Linked DNA regions of Homo sapiens: all the other regions are linked to region 2. Evidence: read pairs that join two places in POLR2A ChIA-PET (ENCODE). Cell type or tissue: MCF 10A. All regions are shown on one strand.

Region 1 (8,000 bases), 58 kb before region 2:
TCTTCCAAAGCCTGAAGCTGAGGTTCTTCTTTGAAGAATGTCAGCTGTAAGATCTGCCTCTGAATAACTGGGTGAGTGGAGTGGGTTCAGCAGCATGCCTTCGTAGTGGCCTGTCAGTGTCCTTAGATATCACAACAGACCAACATCCAGTTAAGAGCTGCTACAAGCAACAAGCTTCATTTCCAGTGCTGTGCTAGAGGGCTCCCCTGGCTCACCAGAGCCAATTGTGTGCATCCTTTCCAATTTCCGTTTTGGTGATATCATGTTAGTAGCTTTAAATAGGCTTTGGGGGCCGGGCGCGGTGGCTCCCAAAGGGGCCGGGCGCAGTTGTGGTGAGTCGAGATCGCACCATTACACTCCAGCCTGGGCAGCAAGAGCAACACTCCATCTAAAAAATAAATTAATTAATTAATTAAATAAAATAAATAGGCTTTGGTGAGAGTATTTACACCACAGAAATTGGCAAAAACTACAGATTGCTTTATCTCCCCCTGCAAGAGCCGTTTTTTAAATATTTACCAGCATAGCACTGGATATATCTGTTATTCTAGTGCTCTCACTTAGCTGGTAGCCCTTTCTTATAGACCACGGCCAGAGACTGAAGACTCCTGGAAGGCAGGGCACAGGTTCAATGCACTGCTTTACGCTCAGTGCCCACAAGCTCCTTGTTGATGGAAGGTTGCCTGGGGGAGAATATTTTCCCACTTTCCGGGGGATTTCACTTTAGAAGGGACAGTCACAATTGTACATCTGCAGCTGTTTCCACACCAGAGTTTGAGTTTGTATTTATTCATGGCCCTTGGATTCAGTGTGGCTTGCTTTTCTCATTTGAGTTTGTTTCTATCAAGGCTCACTTCTTTATACTCCAACTTTTCTTCCTTCCTTCCTTTCCTTCCTTTCCTTCCTTCCTTTCTTTTTTGAGACAGAGTCTCGCTCTGTCACCCAGGCTGGAGTGCAGTGGCGTGATCTCGGCTCACTGCAACCTCCACCTCCCAGGTTCAAGTGATTCTCTTGCCTCAGCCTTCCAAGAAGCTGAGATTACAGGTGTGCACCACCACGTCCAGCTAATTTTTGTACTTTTAGTAGAGACAGGGTTTCGCCACGTTGGCCAGGCTGGTCTGGAACTCCTGACCTCAGGTGATCCACCTGCCTCGGCCTCCCAAAGTGCTGGGATTACGGGCGTGAGCCACCACACCCAGCCTGTACTCCAATATTCACTCCCCAGTCAACACTCCTGGTCATTTTCCAAGCTCATCCCTGCCTTTTTTCTGCTTAACTCCTAGGAATGTTCATGCAAATAAGATGAAGCACATGAAGGAAGAGCTCTGCGTAGGGGTGTTTGAGCCTGTTGCTGCAGCAGATTGCTAGTGACAGCCATCTTGTTAGCACCTTTATTCTAGCAAATCCAATCTGTTTTGTCTTTCATACTACTGTTCATCAAAGATATGCAGTGTCTTACAGTTTTGTAGAGCTTTGTCATGCCCCACTATCCTTATCTCACAAATAACTGGAATCACAAATGACTGCCCTGTGCAAATCCCTGCAGTGATCTCCCATAGCCTACTGTATCAGTGCAAACTCTTCACCTTATTAAATAAGGCCTCTGCAGTTATCCCCACTTAGTATTCATCTGTCTCTCCATTAGATGTACCCTATTTTCTCTTGTCCAAACACAGTCTGTTTCTTCCTCTGTCTGCTTCCTCTCCCCACCCAAGGTCATCTCTGACCATCATAGTCCTACCGCGGTCCACACTGAATAACACCTGGCAAGGCATGATTTGGGTCTGTGGCTTCCCAAGAATGTGGTCCTGTAAGCTGTAAGGAGCAGCTTCTTGGGAAGGTCTGGGAAGCCCAGAATAGCCCATCAAAATGGTGGTTCTTGACTCCAAAAGATACAGGATCTTACCTTGGTGTCACTTCTGCGCTGTGTTCATCCTCTCAGTTTCTCAGGTTTTGATCGTGGCTTTGCTCTTCCCTGCTTCCATTTTCCACTCAGATTTAACCCTACCCATCTGCCAGTTCCAGGAGGGAGTTTCTGACTTTCTTTTTTTTTTTTTTTTTTTTTTTTGAGACAGAGTCTCGCTCTGTTGTCCAGGCTGGAGTGCGGTGGTGTGATCTCAGCTCACCACAACCTCCACCTCCTGGGTTCAAGCGATTCTCCTGCCTCAGCCTCCTGAGTAGCTGAGACCATAGGCACGTGCCACCACGCCTGGCTAATTTTTTGTATTTTTAGTAGAGAGGATTTCACTATGTTAGCCACGATGGTCTCAATCTCCTGACCTCGTGATCTGCCCGCCTCGGCCTCCCAAAGTGCTGGAATTACAGGCGCGAGCCACCGCCCCCGAGCCTGACTTGCTTTCTGATAGAGTTACTGCTTTAGCCCTGGAACCACATCCCACTACTCCCTTGGTCTTAATCTTCTCAGCTTCACTATCTGCCCCACTAGTCCAAGGTTCAGCACATTTTTTCTGTACAGGGCCAGATTACAGATATATTAGGCCCTGTGGCCCATATGGTTTGTGTCACAACTACCCAGCGCTGCCAATGCAGCATGAAAAAAGCTGTGTACAATAGGGAAACAAATTGGGTGTTTTGATAAAACTTTATTTACAGAAACAGGCTTTAGGCTGGATGTAGCGCAGGGGCCGTAGTTTGCCCAGCCCTGCCCTAGTCAGATGCCTATTAATGTGCACTCCTGACACCGGTTCATGTAACTGGTTGCCAGCCTGAATATTTGATGTTCGTTAGTACAGCCCATGCAAGAGATCATGTCTGGGACATGCCCAGCTGGGAATGCACAGTGCAAAGCTGTCAGTGAAGTGAACAGAATATGCCATTCCTGTTCATTCTCACTTCCTTCCCTCCTTCTCCGCATCCCAAGACTGGGGTTTTTAGCCTTATAAACTCTCAGTGGTACCTACTTCCCACCTGGTGGACTTTCCTCATTAGTGCAGCCTGGGACATAGATGTGTCTACTTGTCCTCTGTTGAATCCAGGTGCGTTTGTGTCACCTCCTGCATTTGTGTACTGCACCATTTATTTGCCCCTTAGACAATTAATTTTGTATCGTTTCAAAGCTCGCTCTCCAGCTCCTGTGGGCCTGCTGTTTCACAGTCTTTCTCTTGGAACTCTTGTTTGCTGTAGATGTTTTTACAAGTTCTTAGCCATGGGCTTCTTTTCTTCTAGCCTTTACAAACCTTTTTTCTTGGCTCACAGATTACAGTCGCTCTATCTCTGACATTGAACAAAGATTTCTAAAACTTGAGTCCTATTCTCAGAGTAAACCACTCACAGCACAGAAATTCTTCCTTCAAAGGTTTTTTTTTGCTTGGACAGCTCAGTTCTTGCATCATATCTATGGGAGGAAGAGGCATCTGTTCTGTCCTGGAGGGAAGTCAGCAGGCAGGACTGAAGAACTCTCAGCACTGAGGAGAATCTTAGGAAGAGGCCATCTGGCCCCAGAGAAGTGAAATACATGCCAGAGTCACGTATCTGGGTGGTGGCCATGTGCCCGTTGGTCCTGATGCCCACTCTTTCTGTTTGTGGCCTCCCAATAAATAGACCGGGGTGCCCAGCCCTCAGGAAACCAGTCTCTCTCAGAGCTCCACGGCTGCCAAAGGCCTGCAAGAAGCCTGGTCAGAGACAGAGAGGACCCTTTACATTCAGATGATCTGAAATGACCAACATGAGCTGAATTGAGAGGCCCAGTTCCATGGGCATAAGGGCAGCCACTCCTGCTGTCTGTTCACTTGTTTATAGTCATCCATTGAGCATGTACAGTACTGGGTGGTGGGATGAGAAAATCACAGAAGGCGGAGTCTGGCTGGGCAGCAGAGATGTAAACAGAGCGTTACAACAGGATGTGATAAATTCCACGAACAAGCCACCAGGTAAGGGCTGTCGGAGCTCTGATCCAGGCTGCGTAGCCTCTCTTTGGCCCCTCAGTTAAGGTGAAATGTTAACCAGGCATGACCTGGAAATGAAGGATGTCCTCCCACTTCCATTCTGATGACCAGCCAGCGCTGACAGGGTTGGCTTCCTCCATGCACCACCATGGCCCTGAGTAAATACACTCTCCTTAACCAGATCAGGGAGCCCAAGACAGCTGAGGGCTGGTGCTGTGCTTCCCTACCTGCCCCCGAAGAAAAGTAGGAGGTAAATTCCTTACTGAGGACGTGAGTCTGGTGGCCAGCCCAGCAGTCTTGGCATCTGAGGAGGGCTACAGGATAAAGCAGCCCACTTCCCCAAAAGCTGTTCTTTTTATTGTTAGCAGAGACATAAGAAGAGACCTCTGAGATTTTCTTTGTTTCTGCTGAATATGGAAAGAGGGAGGGGAAAGAAAAGAGGGATATTCTGTTTTAACACAGAGCATATTTATAAGATTGTATTGTAGACCAAAAGGCAAATCAGTTACGTCAGTGTTTATTGGATAAATGCTGCAGAAAATATCATTAAAAGAATTCCAAAAATATGCTGGGCAGAGGAATCATTGTCGGAATAAGTAAATACTTTTCTAAGAGCATTACTTTGATGGAGGCCTTATTCGTGTGTACTAAAAAAATAAAAGTTCTGGTGTTTTTTTTTTTAATCATGTTATTCAATCATACCCTCTACTAACCTAAAACATTCCTAATATATTTAATGGATCTATTTGTTATGCTTTCAAGAAGTGTGCTAAATACCTGTTAAAAACAGAAGAGTATTAGAATAGTAATTGTGGAGATGCTTTTATTTTGAGATAAAGAGGCATTTAATTTGTTGGTTAAGTGGACCTGGCAGCCACATGTCAAAAAGAAGTGAGGAATCAGGCTGGGCGTGGTGGCTCACAGCTATAATCCCAGCACTTTGGGAGGCTGAGGCAGGTGGATCACCTGAGGTCAGGAGTTCAAGACCAGCCTGGCCAACATGGCAAAACCCCGTCTCTACTAAAAATACAAAAAAATTAGCTGGGTGTGGTGACGGGTGCTGGTAATCCCAGCTACTTGGGAGGTTAAGGCAGGGGAATCTCTTGAACCTGGAAGGTGGAGGTTGCAGTGAGCCGAGACCATGCCATTGCACTCCAGCCTGGGCAACAAGAATGAAACTCCATCTCAAAAAAAAAGAAAGAAAGAAAGAAAAAAAGAAATGACGTATCATCAGAAGACTGTCCTGATGGTGGGATATAGACAGCCACAGAACAGGGTCGAATTACACTTGCACCGCACATTTCAGAGCTGTAGAGTTCTCTTTTCTGAGGATGAAAAGTCAATAAGAAGAAAATATCTTCTGAGAAGAAAGTTAGTGCTGCTGGCTGTGCTTACCTGCCTCCCGGTGTTTACCTGGCGTGTACTGACTCTGTGTGGGGCGTGATGATTCGTGTCTGAGTCTTGGTGAAAGGTTTATCACCCTCGTGGTTTAACTCAGGAAATAGGAAGTCTTTGCCATGGGTTCTTGCCAGCCTGTCCAGCCTGCTCTCTTGCCTTTCCTTGGAAGCATTCTCTGCTCCTCTCAAATCAGAGGACTTGAGATTCCTCAAATTCCTGTTCTGGCTGCCATGCCTTTGTGTGCCTCATTCCCTTAGAATATCTTTCCCGACCCCTCTATGCTCTCACTTTTCCCATTGGCGTATTCTGCCTTCCATTCCTCAGAGCGTTGCTAAGGTGTTGCCTCCCCCTGGTTCCTTGCCAGGTTTCCCCTCCTGTCTGTCTTGCCCCTCAGGCACCCTCCATCATGGTGCAGGCTTGTCCCTTGGCAGTGCGGCATGTGAGGTGCACTCCCTGCCCACTAGCCTCCTGGTTGGGAGCAGGTGGTTCATGCTGTCTTTCTGGTATCTAACATAGTAAATGCTTGGTAAGGGTCTGTGGAATAAGTGAAATGAAATTAAGAAAGCCAATAGTCACCTGCCTGAATACTGAGAAAAAGCAAGGAAGAATTCTGTGAAGTTTCCCAGAGTGAATGGGATGGGATAGGTTGGTTGCTTTGCTTTTTGATAGGGATGGAGTCTTGCTACGTTGCCTAGGCTGGGCTCAAACTTCTGGGCTCAAGCAATCCTCTCGACTTGGCCTCCCAAAGTGCTGGGATTAGAGGTGTGAGCCACTGCACCTAACCATAGGTTCTTTAATATATGAAAAATGATCACCCTCATTTGTAATTAAAATGCAAACAAGATAGTATTTTTCACCTATGGATGGGCAGAAATCAAAAGTTTGATAGCTCCATGTTTTCAGCTCCCATGTTTCAGATACATGGGGAAATCAGCATTGCACTGTGTGTTGATGTTACAAATGCACAGCCCAATAACTGTTCCACTTTTAGGATTTCACTTCTAGGAGTTTATCTTCCAAGATATGCTCACACGTGCAAAGTGAGATGGATGGATGGATGGATAGCTAGATGATAGATGAATAGATATTCATTGCAGCATTTACTTACTTTTTGGAAACAGCAAAAGATTAGAAACATCTTGTGTCCATCAGTAGAAGACCAGTTTAATTATGGTACATTCATAAAACTGAATATTATACAGCTGTCAAAAAGAATAATACTACCCTATACTAAGTGAAAAAATGCATATACAGAGCATTAATGTTTGTGTTTGGGTAAAAAAAAAAAGGAATGTATTCATATATGCTTATGTATAGACTACACGGGAAGGATTTTTAAAAAATGAGTAATGGGACCTGGAGGACTGAAGTATAGATGTAGAAGAGAGAATTTTTCTATTCTATTCTTTGGTACATTTTGAATTTTGTGCAAAGAATATACAGTACTTGGGCTAGACGTGGTGGCTCACGCCTGTAATCCCAGCACTTTGGGAGGCCAAGATGGGCGGATCACCTGAGGTCAGGAGTTCAAGACCAGCCTGGCCAACATGGTGAAACCCCATCTCTACTAAAAACACAAAAATTAGCCGGGTGTGGTGGTGGGTGCCTGTAATCCCAGCTACTCAGGAGGCTGAGGCAGGAGAATCACTTGAACCCAGGAGGTGGAGGTTTCAGTGAGCTGAGATTGCGCCACTGCACTCCAGCCTGGGCAACAGAGCAGGAGTCCATCTCAAAAGAAAATGAAAAAGAGTATGTAGCACTTACTTCTAAAATATAAATTTATTTCAAATATACCAGTTGAGTGGTAGATATAGCTGTTCAGATTTGCTGAGATCCACAGAATCGCAATGTTAAAAATAACGAGAAAGAGCTCCATGTGAAATAAACAATTTTCATTCTGATGTCTCACCAGCACTCCCCACTCCCCTCAAACCCCTGCCTTTGGAGTCTATCTTACTTACCTGTTACCTTGACCATTGGATCTGGAAAGGGCCTTAGACAGTTATCTAGTGGTGTTGCCATTAAACCAAGCCGCCCACTGCTGCTTTTCCAATAAATGTGCCATGCCTTAAGTTTTCCTCACCTGCTGCTAAAGCATATTATTTTAAAAATGTGAAAATGGGCTTTACAGAGCTGTTTAGATCAAAGTCGCAATAACAAGTGGAGTATCCCTATATTACTAATTAACCAACATCTGAGTTATGGGCCAGAGTTCTGTTTCTATGCAGTGAAAATGTGAACTTTGACCTGGTGGTTTATGACAGTGGTACAGTTCCTTGGGTGCAGTTCTGGTCTTCTCATTCACAGTATTACACCAAGACACACACACACACATATATGTCTCTTGCACACACACACACACACACACACACACATACATATCTGTAGGGCAGGCTATGCAACACCCTCTATTCTGTTCATAGTAAATTTCATGAAATAACCTTATACTTTCAAAATCTGGACACCAGATATTGTACAAGAGTATCCTGGCAGTAATGAAAGTGTAAGCGTAAAGCTTCCTGTTTTAGGAGAGGGAAGAAATGGGTAAATGGAGGCTGTAGGGTCATGACACAAGTAGAGTCACAAACCCATTGTTTTTTGATTTGTAAGCCATCCAATTATAAAATACAGTGGAGTTTGTCACCTAACTTATTTATTGGGATGTTAAAAATTGTGACCCAAACAAAATTCAAGATT
Region 2 (8,000 bases):
TCTACTAAAAATGCAAAAAAATTAGCCAGCTGCAGTGGCTCAAGCCTGTAATTCCAGCACTTTGGGAGGCCGTGGTGGGAGGATCACCTGAGGTCAGGAGTTTGAGACCAGCCTGACCAACATGGTGAAACCCCATCTCTACTAAAAATATAAAAATTAGCTATGCGTGGTGGTGGGTACCTGTAATCCCAGCTTCTCAGGAGGCTGAGGCAGAAGAATCACTTGAACCCAGAGGCAGAGTTTGCAGTGGGCCAAGATCATGCCACTGCACTCCAGCCTGGGCAACAGAGCTAGTCCATCTTAAAAAAAAAAAAAAAAAAAAGTATGGGAAGGGGAAATAGTATGCTCTGATAAGACACTTTTTTTTTTTTTGTCTTTTTTTCTTTTTGAGATGGAGTCTCACTCTGTCACCCAGGCTGGAGTGCAGTGGCATGATCTCGGCTCACTGCAACCTCCGCCTCCCGGGTTCAAGCAGTTCCCCTGCCTCAGCCTCCCAAGTAGCTGGAACTACAGATGTGCACCACCATGCCTGGCTAATTTTTGTATTTTGGGTAGAAGTGGGGTTTCACCATGTTGGCCAGGCTGGTCTTGAACTCCTGACCTCAAGCGATCTGCCTACCTCGGCCTCCCAAAGTGCTGGGATTACAGGCTTGAGCCACCACGTCTGGCCAGACCTTTCATTATACATAAGCACTCATTTATCACTAATTAATTTAGCTCATCCAGTGCCCAGTGATCTTTCATTCCTGTGACCTCACTGAATGCCACATAGCACCCGTCAAGGGCGTCTGTCCTGCTGAGTGTCAAGTCTGTAGCCCACTGGTGCTGCCTCCCCCGCCACATCCTGCTAACCCTCATTCACATTCACCACACTGCCCTCCTTTCTGTTTTCCAGTAGGCCAACCCCTTTTCTAGCTCTGGACCTCCTAGAACCCTGCTTAGAATGCTCCGTCCCAGTGCCTTTTCTGGGGCTCCATCTCCTCCCTGGGTCTTGACTGCAGCAGTCTTTTCCAGACCACTCACCTCCACACCTGCTCCTTGCCTGTTCTTGTTCATTTCTTTCACAGTACTTGAAGTTCTCTTTTGTGCCTGCCTCCCCGGTAGAACACAAGCTCCATGCTGACAGTGACCATTACTGTCTTAATAACTGTGTCCCCAGCACCCGGGACCCGGGTCAATGCCTCCCACAGAGTAGGTGCTCAGATGCCTTTTTTTTTTTTTTTTTTTTTTGAGACAGTCTTGTTCTGTCACCCAGGCTGGAGTGCAGTGGCATGATCTCGGCTCACTGAAACCTCTTGTCTCCCGGGTTCAAGCGATTCTCCCACCTCAGCCTCCTGAATAGCTGGAATTGCAGGTGTCCACCACCACGCCCGGCTAATTTTTGTATTTTTGCTAGCGATGGGGTTTCGCCATGTTGGACAGGCTGGTCTTGAACTGCTGACCTCAAATAATCCGCCTGCCTCAGCCTCCCAAAGTGCTAGGATTACAGGCATGAGCCACCGTGCCCAGCCTCAAATGCCTTTTGAATGAATGAATGAACAAACCCTCACAACAGTACTATAAGAACTAGATATTATTTGAGTCTGTTTGTGGATAAGGCTCAGAAAGATTAAATAATTTTTTCCAACTTGTAGAGGTAGTGATTCAGAGACTCAGATCTTCTGACACCAGAAACTAACTTCTATATACAGGGGCTAATGGCAGAGCCTCCGCTAGAAACAAGCTCCTGATTGCAAGTTCAAGATTCTTTCCCTGTGACAATTTTTCAGCTGTTACTCATGAATAAAAGAGAATTTGTCCTTTTTATCCTTTGACAGCTAATTTTAAAAATCTCTTTCTTACCCTGAGTTCCTAGGAAGTCTAAATTTGATAGTATTTATGTGAGAAGTATTTGAACCCAGAATAGGAGCCACACTGTGGCTTGTCTATTCCCGGCCTCACATGAGTTTTGTAAGGAAATGGCAAATCATAGTTCAAAGGAATTATTTCTGCCATGAGACCTGAAGGAACGATTCTTCAGGCGGGAGGAGGGCTGAAGTGCTCTTTTCCCAGACTAGAGTTTTGTGCAGAAGAGTTGCATGAATTCTCCCCCAGCTCTTCATGGCCCAGGACACGGACCTGCAGAGAAAGCTCTGGAGCTGATGTTCTTTCCAGGGGGTCCTTAGAAGCAGAGCCAAGAGAGAGAAACTGCTTCACCCACCTTCCTGCAAAACTTGAGCTTGCCAAGAGACTGCTGATCTCATAGCGCCCTCTTGTGGGCATGAGGGGCTGCTGCAGCCCCTTTCCAAGTCAAAGCAAGGCTCTCACTACAGCCGTGTTAAGTGGAGCTCTGTCGCCGGCAGGCGTGGCTGGTAACCTACAGCAGCCCTGGAGCAGCTCCTCAAGTTGTTCACATCTCTGCCTTCTCATTCCAAGCTCAAAAAGGGCAACGGTTTCATTTTGTCCCTAATGGGTCATAAGGCAAAATCCTAACCTTCAGGAGATTCGGGGGATGGAGGGCATTGCCTGTCACTGTGAGATTTGCTCAGGGATCCTCAAGTGAAAGCTGGGTCACCAGACTCCAAACCTCAGCCACGTCTGACCACTGTTGGAATCGTCTTCCTGGAGGACTATCTTGCAGGGTGGGCCTGTGGGAATTGGTTCCATGGTGCCCAGAGCTGTTCACTTCCTTTCCTGGAACAGCAATGTCAGTGTTGACCCAGCCTTGTGTAAAGCACAGCTAGCAATTCTGCTGACTCAGGTCAGCGTTCTGCCTGTAAGAATATATCAGACCGGGCGCGGTGGTTCACGCCTGTAACCTCAGCACTTTAAAGGGAGGCTGAGGCGGGTGGATCACTTGAGGTCAGGAGTTCAAGACCAGCCTTACCAACATGGTGAAACCCTGTCTCTACTAACAATACAAAATTAGCTGAGCTTGGTGGCACATGCCTGTAATCCCAGCTATTTGGGAGGCTGAGGCAGGAGAATCGCTTGAACCCGGGAGGTGGAGGATGCAGTGAGCCGAGATTGCGCCACTGCACTCCAGCCTAGTCAACGAGTGAAACACCATCTCAAAAAAAAAAAAGTATCAAATCAGACATAGTTCCTTCTCATAGGACTGTTGTGAGGATTAAAAGAGTTTATGAATAGACACAAAATATCTATGTTAGTATCTAGTACACAGTACCTATTCAGTAAAAAGCAGCTACTTGGCAGGGTGCAGTGGCTCACACTTATAATCATATCACTTTGGGAGGCTAAGGCGGGTAGATCACCTGAGGTCAGGAGTACGAGACCAGCCTGGCCAACATGGTGAAACCCCATCTCTACTAAAAATACAAAAAATTAACCAGGCGTGGTGGGGGGTGCCTGTAATCCCAGCCACTTGGGAGGCTGAGGCAGGAGAATCGCTTGAACCTGCGGGGGCGGAGGTTGCAGTGAGCCGAGATCGCGCCACTTCACTCCAGCCTGGGCGAAAGAGTGAAATGCCGTCTCAAAAATAAAGAAATAAAATAAAAGCAGCTACTTTCTAAATTTCTATTTTCTTAATAGCTCTACTTTTTTTCTGTCCATATCTGCCCTCCTGTTCCCTGCTCCTCTCTCTCCACATTCATTTTCTTTCTCTCCTCTCTCAGTCACTCTCTCTCTTTTTTTTTTCTTATGGAGACAGGGCCTTGCTCTGTCGCCCAGGCATAGCACCAGTGCAGTGGTGCAATCATAGCTCACTGCAGCCTCAAATTCCTAGGCTCAAGTGATCCTCCCACTTCAGCCTCCTGAGTAACTGGGACCAGAGTGCACACTACCACACCCAGCTAATTTTTTATTTTTATTTTTTATACAGATGGGATCTCTCTGTGTCACCCAGGCTAGTCTCAAGTTCCTGAACCCAAGTGATCCTCCCATTTCAGATTCCCAAAGCTCAGTCTCCTTTGACATTTCTCCCTTCTCAGGATTCTTTCCATTCCTTCTAGAATTCTCTGATGGAGCTGACTGATCTATCTGCCCAGGAACACATTTGCTTGTTCTGAATAACTCTTGGGTATTGTCCAGCACACTCTGTTCTTTTTCATCTACGACTCATCATTCTCCAGAAAACGGAAGGCACTGGCCCCGCCTCTCCACCCGAGGGCAGGTTAAGAGTGTATGGGTGCAAGTGCCAGTGGGTGTATGTGTGTATGTGTGTGTTCACACCCATGGTATGTTCCTAGGACGCCTCAGGCATGACTCAGCTTAGAAATGATGAACATTTAGCCCAGAGAGCTACTGCAACCAGGGGACATCTTGCCAAGCATTCCGTGGTCTGAGTGGGAGAAGTGGAGCAGAGATCTGAGACACAGAGGGACAGGCGTGTAGACACGACAGTGGAGCCAGCTGATGCCACAGAGAGCCTGTGTCGCATGTTGGGAATCTGGCCTCCCTGAGGCCAGTGACAGTCCCTGAGAGCACCCGCCCACTGACTCTTTCTCTCATGCTGCAGACCCACTCCGGATACTTCTCCAGCCTGTACCCCCATCACCAGTTTGGCCCGTTCCCGCATCATCACTCTGTAAGTGCCCCCTCAGTTCAGCCGCACCTGCCACTTCTCCTGGGGCTAGGCCCACTTGGCCCTTGGTGGCCAGTGAATGTTCACAATGCAGATCTTGTCTCCTGTGGTTCTGGTTTGTCCTGGGAGTGACACACCTCAAAGCCTGAGCACGCCAAACTCCCCAGCACCCGAGTGCTCTTGAGGTTCTGCAGAGGCCTAGGCCGTTGCTGTTGCACCTGTGGATGCTCGCACACCTCACAGGTCGCAGGAACTGCTGCAGATGGGCAAGCAGAAGGCCAGATGAGCACGTGCTGTTGGCACTGAATAGCAGAGTTTCCAAAGATCTTTGAACAAAGTCTAGCAAATGAGAATGTCATTTGCACAGACCCCACTTGCAAGGACCCCTGGCAGCCTTGCCCAAGAGCCTCTGCCTTTTGTCACAGGGTCCCAGGAGGGATGGTTCACCCCATCTTCCTGGAGCCAGTCACCGTGCAGCTGGGTCAGGTCAAGTTTAGTTGTGAAAATGCTTCTCCGGATACCAGATGTGTTGGGCAGCTTTCCATTCCCTCTAACAGAATGCCTTGGGGCCGTCTTCAGGCCAGGTATGTTTAATAGCTGTTTTCATTTCTTGGGTGAAGACACAGGAGAGATACAGATCACATTTGTATAAGACAGAAAACCTGCGATCAGACAGCTTTTGGAATCCAACAAATTGAGAAGCTCAAGAGGAGGATGCCCTTGATTATCACTAGCGCTGCCTGTGCTCAGGTCCCTTCCTCAGGCTTCACACCTGCAGAGCCGCAGGCCGCAGAAGGATCCTGTGCACCATTTTGGCCATTTCCTTGGGTGGCGGGGCCTTCCCACCATGGGGTTCATGGTAAGGTGCTTGGTACCTGTTGAGTGCCTGGAGGAGAAAGCCTGGTTGGAATGATGTCTTCTTTCTTGTCTCGCCCTCCCAGTATCCAGAGCAGGAGATTGTGAATCTCTTCATCCCAACCCAGGCTGTGGGCGCCATCATCGGGAAGAAGGGGGCACACATCAAACAGCTGGCGAGATTCGCCGGAGCCTCTATCAAGGTGAGGCTGCTCCTGACGGCCCTGTGGCCCTTCTACCACCTCCTCTCATCCCACGGCCCTTGTTCCCTCTCAGTCCCAGGCAGCGCCACACCATGCAGAGACAGAGTCCCACAGAGATCTAGAACATTTGCCCCATGACTATTCCCGTCCGCTCTCATCTTTCCTTTTCTTATTCCTTTACTGTTCAGCTAACCACTGAATTAGAAAAAAATAGTAGCAGACAACCCAACCCAGTCCTTTTTGTTTTATCATTGTTGTCCTCAAGAAGATAAAGAAAGGTTGAGGATTTTCCCAAGCTAAGGGAAGGGACTGCGGTGAAGTGATAACTTAGCAGGTACCAGTATGCGGTGCTTTAATGAGTCTCCACTTCACAGGCCCTGAACTACCAGAAAATAATGTGGATAAAAAACTCTTTGAAAAGCAATGATAAAATCATAAACAAAAGCTGAGGGTCTAACCCGATATGCAACCCAGCCTGAGCATAGCAACTCAGGAAGGACGGTCCTTGACTTATGGAAAGGCTGCGAATGCAGACGTGGCTGCAGCTCCAGGCCCACATCCTGCCTCCTTGAGCACAGTGTGGAGAATCATCAGAGAAGCTGAAAGGGGAGGATTATTTGCCCCTGGTCCTGCTCCAAGACCAGCTATCAGCTCTGACTCACGGGCAGAATGCTGAGCACGTCCCAAGCCTCATGAAACATTTTCGGAAACAGAGTTTTTGTTGTTACGCAAAATAATTTGCTACCATGGGACAACCCAGAATTCCAAATGAGAAGTCTCATGACTTGGAGAGAAAGAATGCTTACACTTTCTCCCCAGGAAGAGCTGGAATTTCTCCCACAGCAAGTGTGCTAGAGGAAAAACAAAAACAAAATATTCTGAGTAGTACAGAACAAGGGTTGCACTGAGACCATCAGAGAATTTCACTTTGGTGAATCATTTTCCCTCTCAGACCTCATTTATCTTATCTGCAGAGTGGACAGACAGGATGAGAGCCCTGAGGTGTGGGGGCCCTTGTGCCCAGCAGTCCTGCTGCAGGTGAGACCCCGGCCTAGGCACTGATAGGCAGGTGCTGGCCTGACCCCTGAGGGTGGGCTGAGTAAAGTGTGGAAGACCCCCTGGCTGGCTGCAGCCCTTGGGCCTTGCCCAGCTTTCAGTCCTGCAGTCTGAGATGCCGGCAGGAGAAAGGACCGTTTCAACTAAAAGGGGCTTGAGGGACCATCTCATCCAATCCCCGTCTTGTTCAGCAGAGAAAAGTGAGGCTCAGAGAGTGCCGGGACATGGGCAAGGCACACATGTGGCAGGGCTGCCTCTGAGATGGAAATTCTGCTGACTTCTGGGATATCCAGCACCTCCTGGGGCTCACCACTACAGCGCCTCTTCATTTACTATTGCCCATGAGGAGCTGGGGCCTAGGGAGTTTTCACTGGCTTGTCCAAGGCCACAAAGCTGAAGAATGAGAGAGCCAAGATTTGCCCAGGTTATCCTGTTTCTGGTCTAGTGTGTTTTTCCACCATATCAACCTAACTGTGATGCCAGAATCATTCCCAGCAGGGCCTTTAGGAAAAGAAGAGATCAGTCGCATGGGCTGCATCCCACAGTCCCAGGTCCCAGCAAGGTCGAATGGTGACGTGTCACTGTGCTCCTGGCCTCTGTGATGGGCAAAGACAGCAGTGCTGCGTCAGGAGGACAGAATGGACTCTACAGCTTAGGAAGGTCCAGACAATGTTTTTTATGCTGGGCCAACAATCTTTTCCAGCAACCTTCTACTTCCCCAGCCCCTGCCTCGCTCCATAGCATAAACCAGGGAGGCCAAATATTTGTGAAGGAAATTTCCAAATTTTTAAAATCAGTCAGCCGGGCGTGGTGACTTATACCTGTAATCCCAGCACTTTGGGAGGCTGAGGCAGGTGGATCACCTGAGGTCAGGAGTTGGAGACCAGCCTGGGCAATAGGGTGAAACCCCATCTCTACAAAAATATAAAAATTAGCCATGCATGATGGCGGGTGCCTGTAATCCCAGCTACTTGGGAGGCTGAGGCAGGAGAATCACTTGAACCTGGGAGGCGGAGGTTGCAGTGAGCCGAGATCACGCCATTGCACTCCAGCCTTGGTGACAGGGCAAGACTCTGTCTCAAAAAAATAAAAGTAAAAAAATCAATCTGGTTTTTGCTAGATTCCCTTTGTCTCAACAGGTCCCTGAAAACATCTGTCTCTAAAGCAAGATGGATGATCTCACTAACTCCAGAGATTCTCCCACCCCTAGTTTCTACTTTGCCAGTCTTTGGGGGCCACAATGAGGGGCACATTTGATGCTGCTGGGCAGGGAGAGAGCCTCACACTCATCCATGGGAGGAGAGCGCCCAGAGGAGGTGGGCTGAGCTAAGATCTGGGTGATGCACTCCAAGAGATGCTTTGGC
Region 3 (8,000 bases), 160 kb before region 2:
CCTCCCCCCACAGCTCTGGACTCTGCCCTCGCCCTCGGGGCCGCAGCCTTGGGGCGCCCCCCGTGCCGCTCCGAAGGCTCCCGAGGCTCGCCGGCTCCTTAGGGGCACCCCTCGTTCGCCTGGCGCCCCGGGCTGCTCTGAGCTTCCCCGCCCCCCACCCTTTGAGCGTCCCCTGTCTCACTTCTCCCCTGACCTTCCTGTCACCCCCTTTGTCAGGGTCCCCCCTTCCCCAAATCCAGCGTCTCTTCCTCCTCCCCCGGCCGGACCTTCTCTCTTCCAGTGCCTCGTGCCCAGAACCTCTCGCCCTCTGGCGTCTCCTGAGCCGCACTCTCCTTTCGAGCCCCCTCCCCACCTCGCCCCACGGCCCCCCACTTTTGGCACCCCCTCGGCGCCACCCTGGTGACCCCCTTCGAGATCTCGGGGCTCCCCCAGCCCCAGCCCTCGCACGACGGCACATCCCCTCGGTCCTTTCCCGAACCTCAGTCCCCTCTCGCTTGCTCTCTCAAGCGCTCCTATTTTTCTCTGAATTTTTTGTCCGATTTTATTGAGAAGAACTCGGGGCTGGGGGCTTTCCGCCGCCCGTCCCCCCGCCTCCCGCTCGGCCAGAAGCACCTTTTTACGAGGTGCCCTGTCTCAACTCGGTGGGGGCCAGGGTTGAGAACCGGGAAAGAGGCGACCGGGGGGCCCGCGAGCGCGCTGGAGCCCAGACAGGAGACGGAGAGCGACACACACACACACTCGCGCGCGCGCACTCCCCAACTCTCCCCAGCACACGCTCCGCTCCCAGCCGCGCGGGCCCCCGGGCCCCGGCCGGCGCCCCCCGAACCCCGGCCCGGCGGGAGCCCCTTCCCCACCGGCGTGTGGAGTGGGGGCGGGGCGGCGGCGAGGCCAAGGTGACACCCAGGAGCGGGCAGGGACAGGGCTGTCGCTGCGGCGGACTCCGGGGGGCTTCGGCTCGTTTTCTCGGGGCCACCGGGAGGAGAGGGCAGGGAGGGGAGCCCGGTGGAGCCTTCGGGCCCCGGATTAGCGGAATGGAGAGGTGGGGGCCGGGAGAGCAGCGGGGCCGCGCCAGCCCTGCAGCTTGAGTTTCAAATGAGCTCATCCTTTCAAATTGGCGCCGCTCTTTATTAAATTTGTTTTTCCGGTAATGCCACCCACGGCTATACCTGGGGTCCGACCCGGGCTCGCACCCTCCTCGCCTTGTCCCGAGACACGGGGCGCCCACCTTTCTTTCTACTGGGAACCAAGTTCGCCCAGCTCGATCCGGGTAGGAGACCCCTTGGGGGCGCCCGAAGGCGGAGCCCGAGCGTGGAGTTCCGTGCGTGCCCCCCCTAGACCCCCGCGGGCTTGATCTAAGCAAGGTTCTGAGTGCTTTAATTTCTGTTTTAAAGGTAAAGTGGAATTGCATGGGAAAATCATGGAAGTTGATTACTCAGTCTCTAAAAAGCTAAGGTAAATATACTTTGCTTAGTTTTTTTTTTGCGATTGGCCTTACGTATAAGTAAAAAACGTACACACAGCTTTAAAAAACGTGCTCTTGGTAGTTTTTAAAGGGGCTTTTGTTTGTTTTGTTAGTGGAGATACATAGTTTAGAAAGCTACTTTTTTTTTTTTTACTTTCATTATATAAGGTGTTTACTGTTCTTGGAAAATATCTGGTGCCTAATTGGGGGTCGGGGTGGCGAACACCAGCTATGTTCAGTTCGCTGGGACCCTGTAACTTGTTTATCAAAAATTGCCTCCCACCCCCACCTCCCGCCCCTACCCCCAGCAGAATAGCAGCAAATGCTTGTCAAGACTTCCTGTGAGATGTGAAGAGTAAATATTTACTATGTCAGCTAAATTGCTTAACTAAACTTAGCGATTAATTACTTTTCTCTTTTAGATAGTTTAATGTTGAATAGTAAAATAATTCAGTAAGGGGTCAATATTTTGCATAGCTTTCTAAAGAAGTGGGTTGTTTGGATTGGATGGCAGTTAAAAGCCGGACTTTTTCAGTCACTGAGACTACTGAGTATAGCTTCTGAGCATTTTGTTGTTGTTGCTTGTAAGAAATGTTTGCGGCTAAAATAAATACCCTTGTGAAATCTATAGTTATATTTAAGTGCACTGTTGTTAATGACGGAGTAACAAGTTTTGTGGAGGTTGGATTTCTCCACAGTGATTTGCTAACATGAGAAGAGAAGAGAAAACATCTTTGTTTAAAGTTTATTGTGGACTTTAAATTTGGGCCCTTTATTACTCATTCTAAATTTTTTTCTTCTGCTGTGTGTCGAAACTTAGTTTATATCCCATTCACATACATTTCTTCACCATTAGTCATTAAGTAGCTGGACTGGAGCTGTTCAATGAAGTTTTTGATGACCACCTTTACAGTTTATCAGTCAATAGTTTAACCACCTGATTTTTGTCAGGATTGAGTAGATTTTAAAACAAACTACCCTAATTTTATAAATACTTAGATGTGTTGCTGAAGGGATTTTTAAAAATTGTGTGCCACATTTCCAGATATGTTTTATTTTAAGTAAGCAACAGAATAACTTTTGTTTGCAAATAATCTCTGTGGCATATGAGAAAATTACTTAAATCCTGTTTTTTTTTTAATTTAAAAAAGGTGAGTTATGATTTGCAGTTTCATGTGTAATATTAAGCTAGTTCTTTCCTCTATTGGGAAAGATGTAACGTGTAACCAATTGGTTTTCAATAAGGTATTCTAAATTTGTATACTTTTCTTTAAAATAATATTTTTTGCTTGAGAAATCCAAGTTGAAGCTTTCTGATATATTAACTATTTACAACAAATATAAATTACTATCTCACAACACTTGAAAATTTGCAGAATGAATATATTGAACAGTGAAATAACTACCCCAAGTATTTGATACAGTATGTTTCTATAAATGTCTAATTCTGTTGGCTGTTTGCGGTTGTGAATACTTTTGGGGGTTATAATTAGTAAAAAAAAAAATTACTAGAATTTTATCTTAGTTGGTGTCTCATTTCATGTTGCAGTGTGCATTATTTAATTTTGTGGTATATGTGAAATACTGGTTTATCTAAAGTTATTAACAGCTCCTAAAACTTCTCACAAATGTACTACTTTTTATCTTTTTTCTTTCAAAATGCAGATTATTTGCTGTTAGCCGGAGTGTCATTTAAGTAATTTTGTTCTGTTTAAGAGTTCAGAATTGAAGGCATGTCCCCAGTTTTTAGTATAAGTTAAATAAAGAGCAATCTAGGATTTATACAGCCCTATTAGTTGATGATTTCTTTGAACATGTGGGCGATGTGAAATACCCAGGAGGTAGATTAAAATGCGCTGTGTATGATTCACTACACTGAAAATGTTTAACATTCCAAATGTATGCATAAGCTGCTGCTCTAGAGGAGTTACATCATTTCTGATTGGATGGTTTTAATTTTTTTTTCCTTTCCTTTATTAGTTTAAATGCAGAAATTAGCTACTTGTACTGCAGGCTAAGGGAGAGATAGCTAATGACCGGTATTGTGTACTGAGATCAGACTTCAGGGATGAAGCAGCTGTATGTTCTCATGTCCTGGACACTACCACGTTGATGGCTTTCTAAATCCAGGGTACTGTGACATTTGAAACCAAAGCTTTTATGTTATATGGAGACTATTTTGGTGTTCTTGTGTTGCATTTCTGTGAATATTAACAAGTTAGAAGTAAATTTGGCAGTGTTAAGTCAATTCTATATGTGGTTTTTGTGTTAGTTGAAATGAAAATGGGAAGAAAATAGTTCATCCTCATTGCTTGCTTACTTAAAAATCATTCAACAATTGAGTGCATTTTCTTTGTATTGTAGTGATTTCTTTGATTTCTCAAGAATTAGTTTGATTATCTGTATCTCAAATAGATTTTTTAAGGTTAATGATAGTTTGGGAGGAGATGTTTTTATCTTATGAAATTATTGGCATGCCATTTGCTTACCAGTTGTATCTTTTGTTAAATATTCTGGCATCATTTTATAATAGCATAATAGACTAGATGCCATTATTTTCTCAGGGTCACTTAGAAATAGAAAACTCTTTTCTTTTTGCAGCGTATGTTTTATTCTTATTAAATGCAAATTATTCTAATGTCAACCGCACATAAAGCATTTATTTCTCTTTGTAAGTTGGTTTCAGGCTCTGTTGAATAAAAGTGTTTGAATCTTTTTTTCTCTATTAATATTTCTTGGTAGTACATATGGTCAAATGTTTATTAAAGAGGAAAAAACTGGTAAGCTTTAAAATGCTGTTAAAAGTTTTGGAAACTTCCTTGACAGAAATTTCATTTTTGGTGTTGTTGAAGGTTAACTTAAAAATTATGTGTGTGTGTGTGTGTGTGTGTGTGTGTGTGTGTGTGTATGTGTATATATACACATACACACACACACATACTGCATGCCTTGTTTTGAACTAAGACATGCTAACTTGAATGTGCTTTTGTACCTCAAGTTGAATGATTCTGTGAGAAACAAAACTTTGAAAAATGCAGTTTCTGCCCACCTCTAGGAAGTAACTAAGTGGTTCTAGACATTCTTTCACTGAGATGGTGTGAATAGTATGAGATAGTGTAGGAAAAAGCTATGAATTTGTCTTTCATGAGTTAAAAATCAGTAATTGTGTTCACTCCAATGCAAATGAATTTGGTCTCCTATAGGAATGTTAAAGAAAACAGTATCTCAATTGTATTTTGCTTGTATGTACTACATTGTGTATGGTTGAATTAAATACCAAAAAGAAGAAAAAAACATCCAATCTCAGGCCCTCCCTGCTGCAGTCTTTTGCTGCATCAATTTTTAATTTTCTAGAAACAGAAATGACTTTTATTAGGTTAAAATTGTGTGGTACCTTCCTACTTCAAGAATTTGTTGACTTAGAAATTAATACCTGCATTTACTTACATAGATTCCATGTGTAGATATAACATATATTAACACAGAATATATATTAAACTGTAAGGTTACTTTTGATTTGGCTTTGGAGTTAAACTTTTAGTTTCCCAGGAAAAAAAAAAGTTAGTAATTTTTTCACATGGTGCTAGGTAATACCCTAGAGAGTTGCATATTGTAACCTCAAAGAGATAAGTATTAGAGTTAAAATAGAAGCAATACAGAAAAAAGTGAACTTGGTGATATTGGTTAAAAATTCTAGTTTACATTTTTAAAAGACTGGTTATTTGATGCTTTTAAATCATTTAATTAAATATTAGAAACCAATGAGATTTATACATCAAAATAGATTTTATGGTTTGCTTGCTTTTTTTCAATTCACCAAATACATAAAAATTTTAAATTGTAATATAACAATTTATAAAACTGTTTAATGGCTAAACACCTAAACATTAATTCCAAAAGGTGATTTGTGATATGTAGTGCAGCTGTCAAATGGTGCTTTTCATGTGTTTCCTTATACTTATGGCCAGGTATAAGATGACCAGTAAGAGATGTTCTAAGCATTTTGTTTTTTATTATGTTAACCTGAGATTATCGTTTGGTAGACAGAAGATGAGAGGATATTAGTAATATTTGTACAAAGCCTTTTATACTTGATGATCTAAAGTGCAATATGTTTTCTTTAAGAGAAAAAGCATTTAACTTTTAAAATATTTTTAAAAGAAGATTTAGAACAAATTGCATATCAGAATTATCATTTCACAATTATTTTGAGTAAACACATGGTTTTTGTGTTTTTTTAATGTGTGGAGGTTGCTCCAGATTTTCAAGTACTGTGTTGAGGAAATGTAAATGATTTTGAATTATGCATAAAAGGATAGTGACTTAGGCACATTTATTAAAAGTCAGAAAAGCTATGAAAACCAGATTTCTACAGGAACTGTTTATATATTTGATACTTTCAAGCTTTTCTAAATATTTGCTGTCTGTAGCTGAATCACTCTTCCAAGTCCTCTATGAAACCCTCAAAAGTAGATGAGCAATTGGTCAGAATTGTTAGAGGATATTATTTGAGCTAAATGTTTCCTCTCTCTGTTTCAGTGGTGTATGTGCAAGTGTGTGTATATGTTTTTTGTTGGGGACAGTTTCAGGTAGATGGTATGAAGAGGCAGCAGGAGATCTTTAATTGAACAACAGTTGCTCTGGAATTCAGTCTTGACAAGGCTCAAGAAAGTTGCTTGGTGATTGAAACCTGTGGCAAAGGGAATCCAGTGCAGTGATATTTGCCTTGAGTGATGAATAACTCTTGTAGGTGGTTAACCTTGTGAAAGCCAAGTCACAGGTACCTGGAGTAGGTTTTACAGTGAGCATGCTACTGAAAGGACCATCAGTGCAGCATCTTCCCTCCTTCCTTTTCACTTGGCTATCCCCTGTCACAAAAGATTCTGTGAAGGCTTTGATGATGTTATAAGCCATTTTTTTAAGTGTCAGAAAATTCAAGATTTGAATATGCACTTCCATTTAGAAATTCTATACTTTGAAAAGCAATATGGTATTTTGCATAACACAAGTGCTCTCAGTGAGTAAACTTCATTAGAAGAAGCGTTATATTGAAATAGTTTCTTTGGAGACTTAAAAATGTTGAATTATACATTTCAAAATATATTTTTAAAAATTATATTTAAACATCACAAAAGTCTTCAGTGTTCTTTTCAGTGTTAGAAATTAGTGGGCTTGGCTAAGCTAATTTTTAAAGAGTTCATGCTCTAAAACTTTCAGTCAAAAGCATTATCTCTCAAAAGCTATGATTAACTTCTTAAATTGAGAGATGGGAGTGTTCTGTTTAACAAAACATGCCCCCAGAATTTATTAGTAAAGTTTTATCCTTCTTATATTCAAATTCATGTTCAAATTATTTTGGGTATTCATTCAAAAGCAGTATCATTGAACAAATAATAGCAAATAAACAGCAAACACCTACCAATGAAGATAAGTCTTTCCTCCCATTTATCATCACCATTAAAACATTTTAAATCTTTTACTTTATAATTTGACTTCATGCTTACAAACTTATAATTTTCATTTGGTGGCATGGACTCTATGGGTTCTATTTTAGGCAGCAAAATTGCAGAGTGCTCAGAGCATTATTTTTAAGGTTTTACTTTTCCTGTTTTGATCATGGACTTTAGTCTGGTCTCTCCATAAAATAGTGAAGAAAAATTATTTTCTTTTGTAGAAAACTTCAGATTCTGTTGCTTGGCTGCCAAAGGGAAGAAGGAATACAATAATTATTTCTTTAATTTGGTTTAGAGTTTGATGGTATATTGAGATAGAATAAGTACAACAGTGAAAATGGATGCTTTTGCATTAATAGGAGGCATTCAAGCCCAAAAGCTAGCCCTGTTCCATCATTTGATAGTTATGTCTCCTCCCCAAGCCTCTGCTTTTCACTAAATAATATCTGTATTTTTGAGATACATTTTGTTTATTCCTCATTATTTATCTGTTCTACACTTTATTTCTTAAAATGTGAACATTCAGATAGGATTTTCCCATTCTGTTTAGTGTCAAGGACATTTCATAAATAAAGCAGATATTTTAATAAGTCTGATAAATGAAAATTAAGAGTTCTGATGTATGTTTTGAGCTTTCTCTTATTTACCCATATCAAAATAAATGTTGCATCTAATGACCAGAAAAATTTGTATGGGAACATTGCAATAAGAATTATATTTTCAGTTTTTCTTATTGTCATGTAATTAATGTGTCTCAAAGTAAGGATTTGCTGTAGTGGGAAGCTTGAATTTTTAAATTTTTGTTTTAAATGTGATCAGAAAGGTTGATGATTTCATGTATTGATATTTAAACAATGGTAGTAGTATTATCTCAGGGAGGAGTATTTTTTGCCTGCATCTTAATATTCATACAGTACTGATGCTGTTCCAGCCTCTTTGACACATTATTTCATTTATTCCAAATAATAATTTTGTGAAAAATAGGACAATTGATACTATCTCTTTTTTTGGATGAGGAAACTCAGCCCCAGACAAGCTTAATAATTTGTTTAGGCCACATGACTGTTAATTAAGTAGTAGGGCTA

Evidence for each region. ChIA-PET counts read pairs that join two places held together with the same protein. Peaks named below come from ENCODE experiments on the same cell type or tissue, not always from the same donor. Only the 100,000 strongest peaks of a DNase experiment are listed, where the experiment ranks them.
Region 1: POLR2A ChIA-PET joins it to region 2 with 19 read pairs; 4 of 35 experiments call an interaction of 5 or more read pairs at or near these places.
Region 3: POLR2A ChIA-PET joins it to region 2 with 20 read pairs; 7 of 35 experiments call an interaction of 5 or more read pairs at or near these places.

The regions. Positions count from the first base shown.
Region 1 is chr3:185,712,753-185,720,752 of GRCh38, reverse strand. All of the region lies in intron 2 of IGF2BP2 (insulin like growth factor 2 mRNA binding protein 2), which reads left to right. IGF2BP2-AS1 (IGF2BP2 antisense RNA 1) reads right to left here and starts at 7,501. Exons shown (of 8, transcript NR_126326.1): 1 at 7,265-7,501; 2 at 4,169-4,312. In MCF 10A, a CTCF peak has its summit at 2,946; a DNase peak (open chromatin) is centred at 3,352.
Region 2 is chr3:185,654,866-185,662,865 of GRCh38, reverse strand. IGF2BP2 (insulin like growth factor 2 mRNA binding protein 2) reads left to right here. Exons shown (of 16, transcript NM_006548.6): 11 at 4,457-4,525; 12 at 5,464-5,580. Among named protein-coding and RNA genes, the nearest start is that of IGF2BP2-AS1, 54 kb to the left of the region's middle. In MCF 10A, a CTCF peak has its summit at 2,264 (motif pointing left); DNase peaks (open chromatin) are centred at 2,265, 4,125 and 6,265.
Region 3 is chr3:185,816,605-185,824,604 of GRCh38, reverse strand. It overlaps IGF2BP2 (insulin like growth factor 2 mRNA binding protein 2), which reads left to right. Exons shown (of 16, transcript NM_006548.6): 2 at 1,392-1,452. Among named protein-coding and RNA genes, the nearest start is that of IGF2BP2, 4.4 kb to the left of the region's middle. RefSeq lists an enhancer at 697-1,560. In MCF 10A, no CTCF peak of the experiment used is centred here; DNase peaks (open chromatin) are centred at 2,194 and 3,334.